2 separate regions of the Mus musculus genome follow, and region 2 is linked to region 1. A link is a contact called in ENCODE Hi-C or POLR2A ChIA-PET data. All regions are on one chromosome and are shown on one strand. The core of a region is the stretch at or near the end of the contact, and the rest is flanking DNA. Distances in the headings are between cores, read along the strand shown.

Region 1 (4,308 bases), core at 923-3,422:
AAAGCAACATTAGTTTTACTTTCAGGACCTCACACAGGGTGCCAACAGCCTAGGCCAGGCAAAAAAAAAAAAAAAAAAAAAAAAAAAAAAAAAAAAAAAAGTTGTCCCTAGGGAATCACTAAAGAAAAATTGCCGGGGCACCATCCCATTCAAAGGAAGTTTCAATTTCAGTGCCCTTTGGATATCAAAGACAGAGAGAATTCCACGTCAACTCTTACCTGTGGAGGACACTGTCCTTCCCTGTTGCACTTCTTGGCCAACCCACCATGAGAGACACCCCACTGTAGAGCAATTAACTCTGACATAATAGGAGTGGGGAGGAGGCCCACGGACTTCTCATAAGGGAAGAGGCCACCCAGTGCTCAGAAATAATCAAAAGCTTTAACGCTGCTGAGCAGAGGGGCTGCTAATCCCAAGCAGCTCAAGTGTGGGCCACACAGCCTAGCCATCTATGCCCACAGCAGCCTGGCAGGTATCTCAGAAGTAGATGCATGTTGGGACTGTGGGCTTCCACCCAGGAGCTGAGGATCTGGGTAGGTGTCTTGAGCAAGACAGACTTCATTCTCCTTGCCCTGGACACCCAGATTCTCTAGAAAGCCAGGACTGTGAGCAGAGGTGACATAAGAAATAACTGGCCCCTTCCAACTGCACCACTGCTCACCTTGCCTCTTTCCTAGAGGCGGAAGAGCCTTTCTTTGTAAGTTGCTCCGTTTTTCTTACTGTGGACAGCAATTTAATTTCCTCCTTTGCCCCAAGCCTTGCACACACAACTGAGCAGGGATTTCCACTTGGGGATAACAAGAGGCTGGCATGGAGACAGAGGGAAGTGGTGGACAGCCTCCTGGAGGTAGCCTTAAGACTGGTAAAACTTCTCTGATACTTTCCCCTCTCCAGACAGCCACAGTCTCAGGAAAGACTCACCAAATGCCATGTCAACCCCGGAGCAAAAAGAACGTGGAAAACGTAGCACTAGTTCTTCATTTTCTCCTTAGCTGTTGAGTTTCACTTGTTCCTCTCACCCCATCTGTGGTAGAAGTTAAAACAACTTGTCCTTTTAAATAGATTTGGGTTTTCAGCATTACTAGAGTACTGGGAGAGAGTGCTTGCCCCAATTCCACATCCAAACCAAGTCGGTTGTAACCAGCCATCTTCAATTATGCTCTCCATAACTCGACAGAATCAGGAATCAAGGTACCATTAGGTACAAGAAGCAACAAACTTTACTAAAAGAAACAAATATAATATTGACCACGGATACATACAAACTCCCTGAAATATCATTTCTACTCTTCTTACTTCTTGGGGACAGGGGTAGGAAGTGGAGTGGGGAGGGATGGTGTAAAAATCTTAGCTGGTTTGAAAAATAACTCGATCATATTGTCTGAGTTTAAAGTTCTCAAGTCTAATCATAAGTAATAAAGTTGTTAATAGTTGTAATTGGTTTCATTGCTCGATGTAACTGGTGTTTTATTTGTGACCCAACTAAGCTTTGTAGCAAAGTACAGGTGGTTCAGAATCCATAAAAGGGAAGTTATTCCTTCTCAGGCAACTTTTCCCAATAGAAGGCAAAGTGAAGACGGCTGTCTCACACATTATCTCCTCTGCTTTGCTTTTTTTTTTTTTTTGAACACTATAGATCTAGGTTTTAATTTCTCTAGATGTGTGTGTGTATGTGTGTGTGTGTGTGTGTGTGTGTGTGTGTGTGTGTGTGTGTGTGTGTTTGATAGACCTGAAGATGCGTGGCCATCGTGCGTGGGCTCTTGAAAGCAGAGAAGAAACTCAATGTACTCAATGTACACAGAAAAGAACCGCTTTGCTAGCTAGATCAAATGCCCGACCAAGTTCACTTTCCATCCCTTCGCTGGAAGAGGGTCACCCACTGAAAGCGAAAGCTCCGGGGATTTGAGAGGGGCAGCAAGGACGGCTTAGCTTCCTAGGCCTTCTCCCAGTACTCTCTCTTCACACCCCGCTTCAGAGTACTTCTCAGGACTTCCTAATCCGAGGTGCCCACTACGGACTAGCTTCCCCGCGCTCTCCTCAACTCTTACTGGCTCCGCCGCACCCTGGACTCACCCCACACAGTCGGTCCGCTCCATCCAGACTGGAAACAGGTCTGAGTCGGGCAACGCTGGAAGCCACATCTCATCAACACCAATCCACACCAGTCGCCTAGATCTAGGCTGCAGAGAAGCCCGCGACACGCTGCCAATGATGGTGGGGGCAGGGAGGCCATGAAGAACCGCAGCCTCCAGCTGGGTTGCGGCTTTCTTATGGAAATGACCCGCGCTGGCCTACTGGACTCAAGCGGGTTCCATAGTCCCGCACCCCATCTCTCCAAAGCTTTTCCTCCCGCAAACCCTCATCCTCCTCATCCTACCGTGGCTGAACTGGTGGGGGATGAGCTAGAGCTACGCCCCGGCCGCAGAGCGCGGGCCGGGTCTCCCCTCGGCCCGACGGGCTCCAGCTCCGCATTAAATATTCATAGCAATCGCTACTTTCTTAAAGGGGAACCCGCCGCGCGGGAAAGTTCCCAGCCAGGGGGACTCACAAAGGAAGGTGTCTGCTCCCTCCGGTCCTAGGGGTAACCGGGCACACAGCTCCTGAACACTTGGGCGAACAGGGAAGGGAAGGGAAGGGAAAGATCAGAGTACCCGCTCGCCTACAGTCAAGACACTTCCTAGAGACTGCGAAAGAAGAGATATTTGGAAAGCTTTGGAAGCCCCGATCACTCGTCGCATAATTATTTAAAAATAAGTGGTCACATCTAATGCTTCAGGGTTTCCAGGGCCTTTCATTAGTTTCTTTCATTTTATAGTTTTAAAAGGACGGTGGTTTGACTTCATTCAGGCGTCATCCGCCCGGGGACCAGAAAGTTTGCTCTGTATTGCTTGAAACATGCACTCGGGGAACTTAGAAACATCACTTTGAGAGCCTAAAACAAAACCTGCACCTGTCCCATGGCTGATGTGCAGAGCTGGAGCTTGAGAACTCAGAACCCTTGTGGGGGTACTCGTGGGGAGAATTGGTCTGAACCCCAGCGCCACTGCTCAATTCCAGGCCTCTTTCTTCCAGAGCACGGAGGGCCTGCATAGATGTGCAGTCCTCGGCCTTCCGGAGGCCGAAACCCATCTGCCAACTGCTCAGCAGGGACCAGGAGAAAAGCGGAATGGGAAAGGAAGAGGAAGCAGAGAAAGTTCTGGGCCCGCTGCGGAGGAGGCCCTGCCTGGGATGCACCCCCGCCCGGGGCCAGCTGACCCGTGACCGCTCCTCCTGGTGCCAGGCGACGCCCGCGCCCTGGTGTGCTTTCACCCCCACATCCCCCCCCCCAGCCCCCCCCCCCCCCCCCCCGCTCACGCCCACTCCACACTCTCTCTCTCGATAAGGCTCTTTTTGTTCCGGACCAGGAGCACTTTCACAAATGGTTAGAAAGTCTTGAGCGCCATCTAACGGGAACAGCAAAAAGTTGAAAGTGGGTGGAGGTTAGGACCTGTGAGGTGCCCAGGCTGGGCTCCGGAGAGTCCTTTCCCCAACTCTATCCACACTCTCAAGCCTTGACTTCCCTTCTCTTACTCTCACAACTCTCGTCCCCTAGAACTCCAGACTTGACCACTCTCGCAGGCTCACCTTTCCAGAGCCCTGGGGCAGTTGTAGGCTGCTTCTTGGACCTTCTCTTCCACTCCTGGTAGGACTGCTTGCCAGGTTCCCTGGTGTCACACCTGCCTGAATAGGGTTCTGGTATCATTCAAAGTCTTTATGGTTTTCTTTTGGGCCTGAGATGGGAAGTCTCATGAATTCGCATGAGGTGCGCTGGTTTTCTGAAATGAAAACCCGTGAGCCTAAGCTTTTGCAGACAGAAGGAAGCAGAAGAATAAAGGTAATAGCAACCACTTCAAAGTGTGCAATCTAGAGATTTAGCCTAGCAGTGGGTCTAGAAGAGCTGAAGCCTTTATCCAGGGAGAAAGGTGTGGACTGAAGCGCTGCCCTGGGGCTTGGGAGGGGCCAGTCTAGTGGAGTCTCACAAGTGGTATTAGTCAGGAATAGCCTTTGGATGTCCTGGGCAAGCCACACTGCCCCAGCCAGGAGGTGTAGCTCAGGTAGCGTCATGTGATAGGCATGTGATAGATGCAACAGGTACCTATGTACTCTCTCTGCAAGACAGAAGCCCAGGACAGACCAAAGTAATGATTGCCACACTGTCTAATTTGGTGAATCAACGAGTCTCTTTTTTGAAAAAAAAAAAAAACATAATGGGGTTACTAATAGGAGTATAGGTTAGGTGTTAATTAGATGGCACAGGGGTGACTAAAA
Region 2 (4,308 bases), core at 932-3,431, 37 kb after region 1:
AGAAATCCCTCCTTTTGTGTTATGGAGGTCAGAAGTCTGAAATCAAGGTACTGGCAGAGCCACTCCTTTGAGTTCCCAAGGAAGAATTCATCCCTCGATTCTCTTGCTATTTCTATGGTTTTCAGTAACTGGCTGTTTCCTATCTTACGTCCTCACTGCTCTGGTTTCTACAATCTTCTTTACATGGTCTTCTGTGTGTGTGTGTGTGTGTGTGTGTGTCCCCATCTGCCCAAATGTTTCTCTCCTAAGGACATTCTTGGTGAATTGGCGCCCAACCCAATCCAGTATGATCAAATCTCAATTTGATTACATCTTCGAAGACCCTCTTCCATATATGGTCACATTTGCAGGGGCTGGGGGTAGGATATAAACAAGGCTTCTGAAGGGACACGATCCAACCCCTCAGATATTTGGCTGCAGTTATCCTTGGGAAACTTTGAACAAATAGATGGGATTTAAAACCCCAGAATTTGATGAATTCAGTTAAATCTTAACTTTGAGGTTTTTGTTTGCTTGCTTGGTTCTTGGCATACACACAGGTTTCTATATTTACATAGTTTGAGTTTGCATGTGAGCTTCTCACATGGCTTTAAATTTTTGTATTATGCATAAAAAGTGTGTCCTTACTCTAAGATTATAAAGGTATTCATTTACTTTTGTCTTTGATACATTTGAATTCACTCTAAGTTAAAACAGTGAAGCTGTGTTATGTGTTTCATTATTATTATTGTAAAGGCTCATTTTATTTGTGTGTGAGAGAGAGAGAGAGAGAGAGAGAGAGAGAGAGAGAGAGAGCTGTGTGCAGTGCAGATGCTTGCAGAGGCCATAAAAGGGCACCAGCTCCCCTGGCCTCCAGGAGGTTGAGTACCCTGACAGTGCTGGGAACTGAATTCAGCTTCTCTGGAAGAGCAGCAAAACCCTCAACTGCTGAGCCATTTCTCCAACTGGTTATATGTCAAAGAACCAGCTACGTCTCACACATATATATAGTAACACAAGTTACCTGCTTTGGATCTGCACTTGGGTCTATCCCAGACGGGCTGCTTGATCTATGGAATCCACTTATTTGTTCCTAAGTGGTGAATTTCTACACCTTTCTTTACTGTGATTTCATTTTGCATTTTAGTAGCTGGTGGAGACTATTTTCTGCTGTTGTTCCTTTTACTTTAGCCAGAGTTAACCTAACTTCACCCCGAAGAGATGAACCTTGGCAGCATTTTTGTCATTTTTAAGTTCTGTTGTAATTAAACCACACTGTTGGATTTCCTTAAACCATCCGTATTCATCTGTAAGTACGAAGCCTACTCTACCACATACACCTTTTTAGTTTTCTTCCCTTCTTACTTTTTTCTTTAAACTCCTGAGAAAATATTTGGAGTTTTATGTCACCTAGGTTTTGGATATTTCCTGAGTGATTTTTCCTTAGACATTTTGTGTTTTTGTTTGTTTTTCAATTGTGAATGGAATCTTTTGAGTTACAGCCTCCTTCTTCCTCCTACTCATCTCTCACACCGATCTGTTAGCAAGAACTGCTGGTTCTTCCTGCATCTAAATGCAGAGAGAACATATGCCTATTTCCCTTAAGTCACCCTAGGCCACCTCCTTTACTTTGGGCTACAGACTGGTGTCTACCCACTTCTCAATGTCCCTTGTCCACATATCTGCCAGAGGTAGCTTTCTTACAGCCTGTGATATCATAACAGAGCATCTTTCAGAGTCTTCTCAATTTGTTATATGAATTCTTCTTAATTAGTAGTTCCGAAGCAAGATTGAGTAGTATCAGTATAGATAAGAGGAAGCTTTGACTTATTTATTTTAGTAATACTCTTCATTAAGGTCTTACTGAAAAGCATGATATAAGATATGGATACTTCAGTAAGTGTGAGAGTTGGCATACACTGGTGTGTGTGTGAGAGAGAGAGGGAGAGAGAGAGAGAGACGGGGAGAGAGAGAGGGAGAGAGAGAGAAAAAGAGAGAGAGGGAGAGAGAGAGAGAGAGAGAGAGAGAGAGAGAGAGAGAGTTAGTTTTCCCATGTTGAGGAAGTAAAGCTCTAGATCTAGGCAGCCCTGGTTGTTTTGGAACTCTCTCTGTAGACCTGGCTAGCCTCAAACTCAGAGATCTGCCTACCTCTTCTGCTCCACCTCCACCCTGCCCAGCTATAGTTTTTTGTTTTTTTGTTTGTTTGTTTTTTAAATCAAGATTATAGATTTTGGGGAGGTGACTCAGGAGTTAAGAGCATTTGCAACTCTCCAAGGAGGCTTGGATTCAGTTCCTAGTACCCACATGGTGGCTCACAATCATCTATAACTTGAGTTTCAGGAAATCCAATACTCTCTTCTGACCTCTACATAAACCAGGCATGCACATGATGCACATAAATATTGTGCAGGCAAACACCGTCCCCCAGACACTCAAAATACATAAAATAAAAATAAGTATTTTTTAAAAGTTGGAATTTGGTATGATTAGCTTTATAGCTTTAGCTATTTATATTAGTTTTATGGCAACTTGACACTACCCAGAGTCATTTTGGAAGAGGGAACCTCAGTTGAGAAAAATCCTCCACCATATTGATCTATGAGCAAGCCAGTAAGCAGCACTCCTTCATGGCCTCTGCATCAGCTCCTGCTTCCAGGTTCCTGCCCTGGTTGAGTTCCTGCCTTGACTTTCCCTCAGTGATAGAGTGTTCTTGGGAGTGTAGATGAAGTAAACCCTCGCCTCCTAAACTGCCCTTGGTCATGATCTTTTATCATAGCAATGGAACCCCTACTTAAGACAATTATCTTTGAAGCACATATTTTGACATTTAGGCATATCAATAAATGATTGATGGTTAGTTTCTTAAAATGCCCCTTGACCACAAAGACAGTGAATTTTCTCCCTTGCTCCCTAGCATAGATTATAGGTCTGAGCCATCAGATCTGGCTTGAGGTTCAAAGCTTGTGACCACCTGTTCCAAGGACAAATGAGCTGCCTAGAACTCTTCCACTGGCCTGCCTGTAGCCGGGAATGGTGGAGTTCCCTGTGACTGTGGGATTCTATATGAGCTACTGATGAGACATAAGCAAGTAAGGAAAGTTGATCTTGGGATCAACACTCATCAAGAATAAGATGGGTCCCCCACTCTCTAGCTGTGCTTCCAGACAGGTTTGCTTCAGTGTGGCTTCAGCAAAGCCTTCCTAGTGGTCTACAGTAGAGAATGCAAGAGTCCATCCCTAGCCTGAACACTGCACACAGACACCAATTATGCTAAAATATTTAATTTCATTCCATAAATAATTAAGCCTAAATAATAATACCTAGATATAACTTGGAACTTGTGACAATCTACCTGCCTCTGTCTCTGTGTACCAGGATTATAGGCCTGGGCACACATTCTTCTTCAGGACTGATTATAATACATTTTGTATATTGATTTAAAAAAATGATGCTTAGGTAGTTATGGCCTGTGAGTAATTCTATAAAGTAGACTAAGTGGATATCATCAGTCTATACTCTAAGACATTCCTTTAATTTTTTTAAATTTTTTTTTAAAGTTCTACTTTTTAAAGATTCCTAGAGAGCCAGATGGGTGATGAAAAGCCAGGTTTCACATGTAACACTAATATTGGGGGAAAAAAAACCTGACGCTAGAAATTATTTAGTTATTCTGAAAGCTGTCACTTCTTGAAAGCAGAGTCAGAATTAGAAAAGAATTAACAGTGTATCGTTGTGTTCTCACATTTCCAATGTGGCTGGTGAATCATGAAGCAAAAATTTCCTCAAAACTGGAGCCCCAGAGTCTTAGTCTGAGCCCATCCTCCTGCCTGAGAATCTCCAAATTGCCTAGTGAAGGAAAAGCTATGTCCATGGTCCCACCTGTTCCAAAGTCCCTTTGGAAATCTAGGCAGAAGTAGGTTTGCTAGAGTCTTACTTATGACAACCTGGGAAACAAAGAAGGCTCTTCATACAAGGGTGTGTATCCACACAAGAGGCAGCATCCTGAAGGAAACCTTCAGGAGCCTCCGATCCTGCAGTTAGCTGACTGTTTCCTGCCCTCCTTGGTCCAACTCGTTATGGCCCCAGGTGTTCCTTCTTGCTGCTGAACTGCTGTCTCTACCAGCTGAGCCCACTCCTGTGGTCTGCACTCACTGCCCTGGCTGCAGGTTGAACAGGGTCAGGCTACTTCTCAGATGCTTCCCACCAGCCGCAGTGAACTCCATTTTGACATGAAGCCATTTAAATGGAAATCCAGTTTTACAAAGCTCAAGTGACTGGTAATGAAGATGTGAATGATGCTTATGAGGTTTTTATTTAATTTTAAATCAA

What was found. Hi-C counts contacts between places; a loop is a spot of excess contacts on that map. ChIA-PET counts read pairs that join two places held with the same protein, here RNA polymerase II (POLR2A).
Region 2: a loop to region 1 is called in a map of v-Abl transformed pro-B cells, with 1.9 times the contacts of the local background. The contact joins the promoter of Dalir here to the promoter of Pantr2 in region 1. A Hi-C loop is called at or near these places in 1 of 37 maps with a recorded cell type or tissue (v-Abl transformed pro-B cells). POLR2A ChIA-PET finds 5 or more read pairs at or near these places in 1 of 5 experiments (Patski).

The regions. Positions count from the first base shown.
Region 1 is chr1:42,711,282-42,715,589 of GRCm38, forward strand. Pantr2 (POU domain, class 3, transcription factor 3 adjacent noncoding transcript 2) reads right to left here and starts at 2,173. Exons shown (of 4, transcript NR_110495.1): 1 at 2,074-2,173; 2 at 922-1,024. All of the region lies in intron 1 of Gm46091 (predicted gene, 46091), which reads left to right.
Region 2 is chr1:42,748,531-42,752,838 of GRCm38, forward strand. It overlaps Dalir (DNMT1 associated long intergenic non-coding RNA), which reads left to right and starts at 2,182. Exons shown (of 1, transcript NR_130904.1): 1 at 2,182-4,308.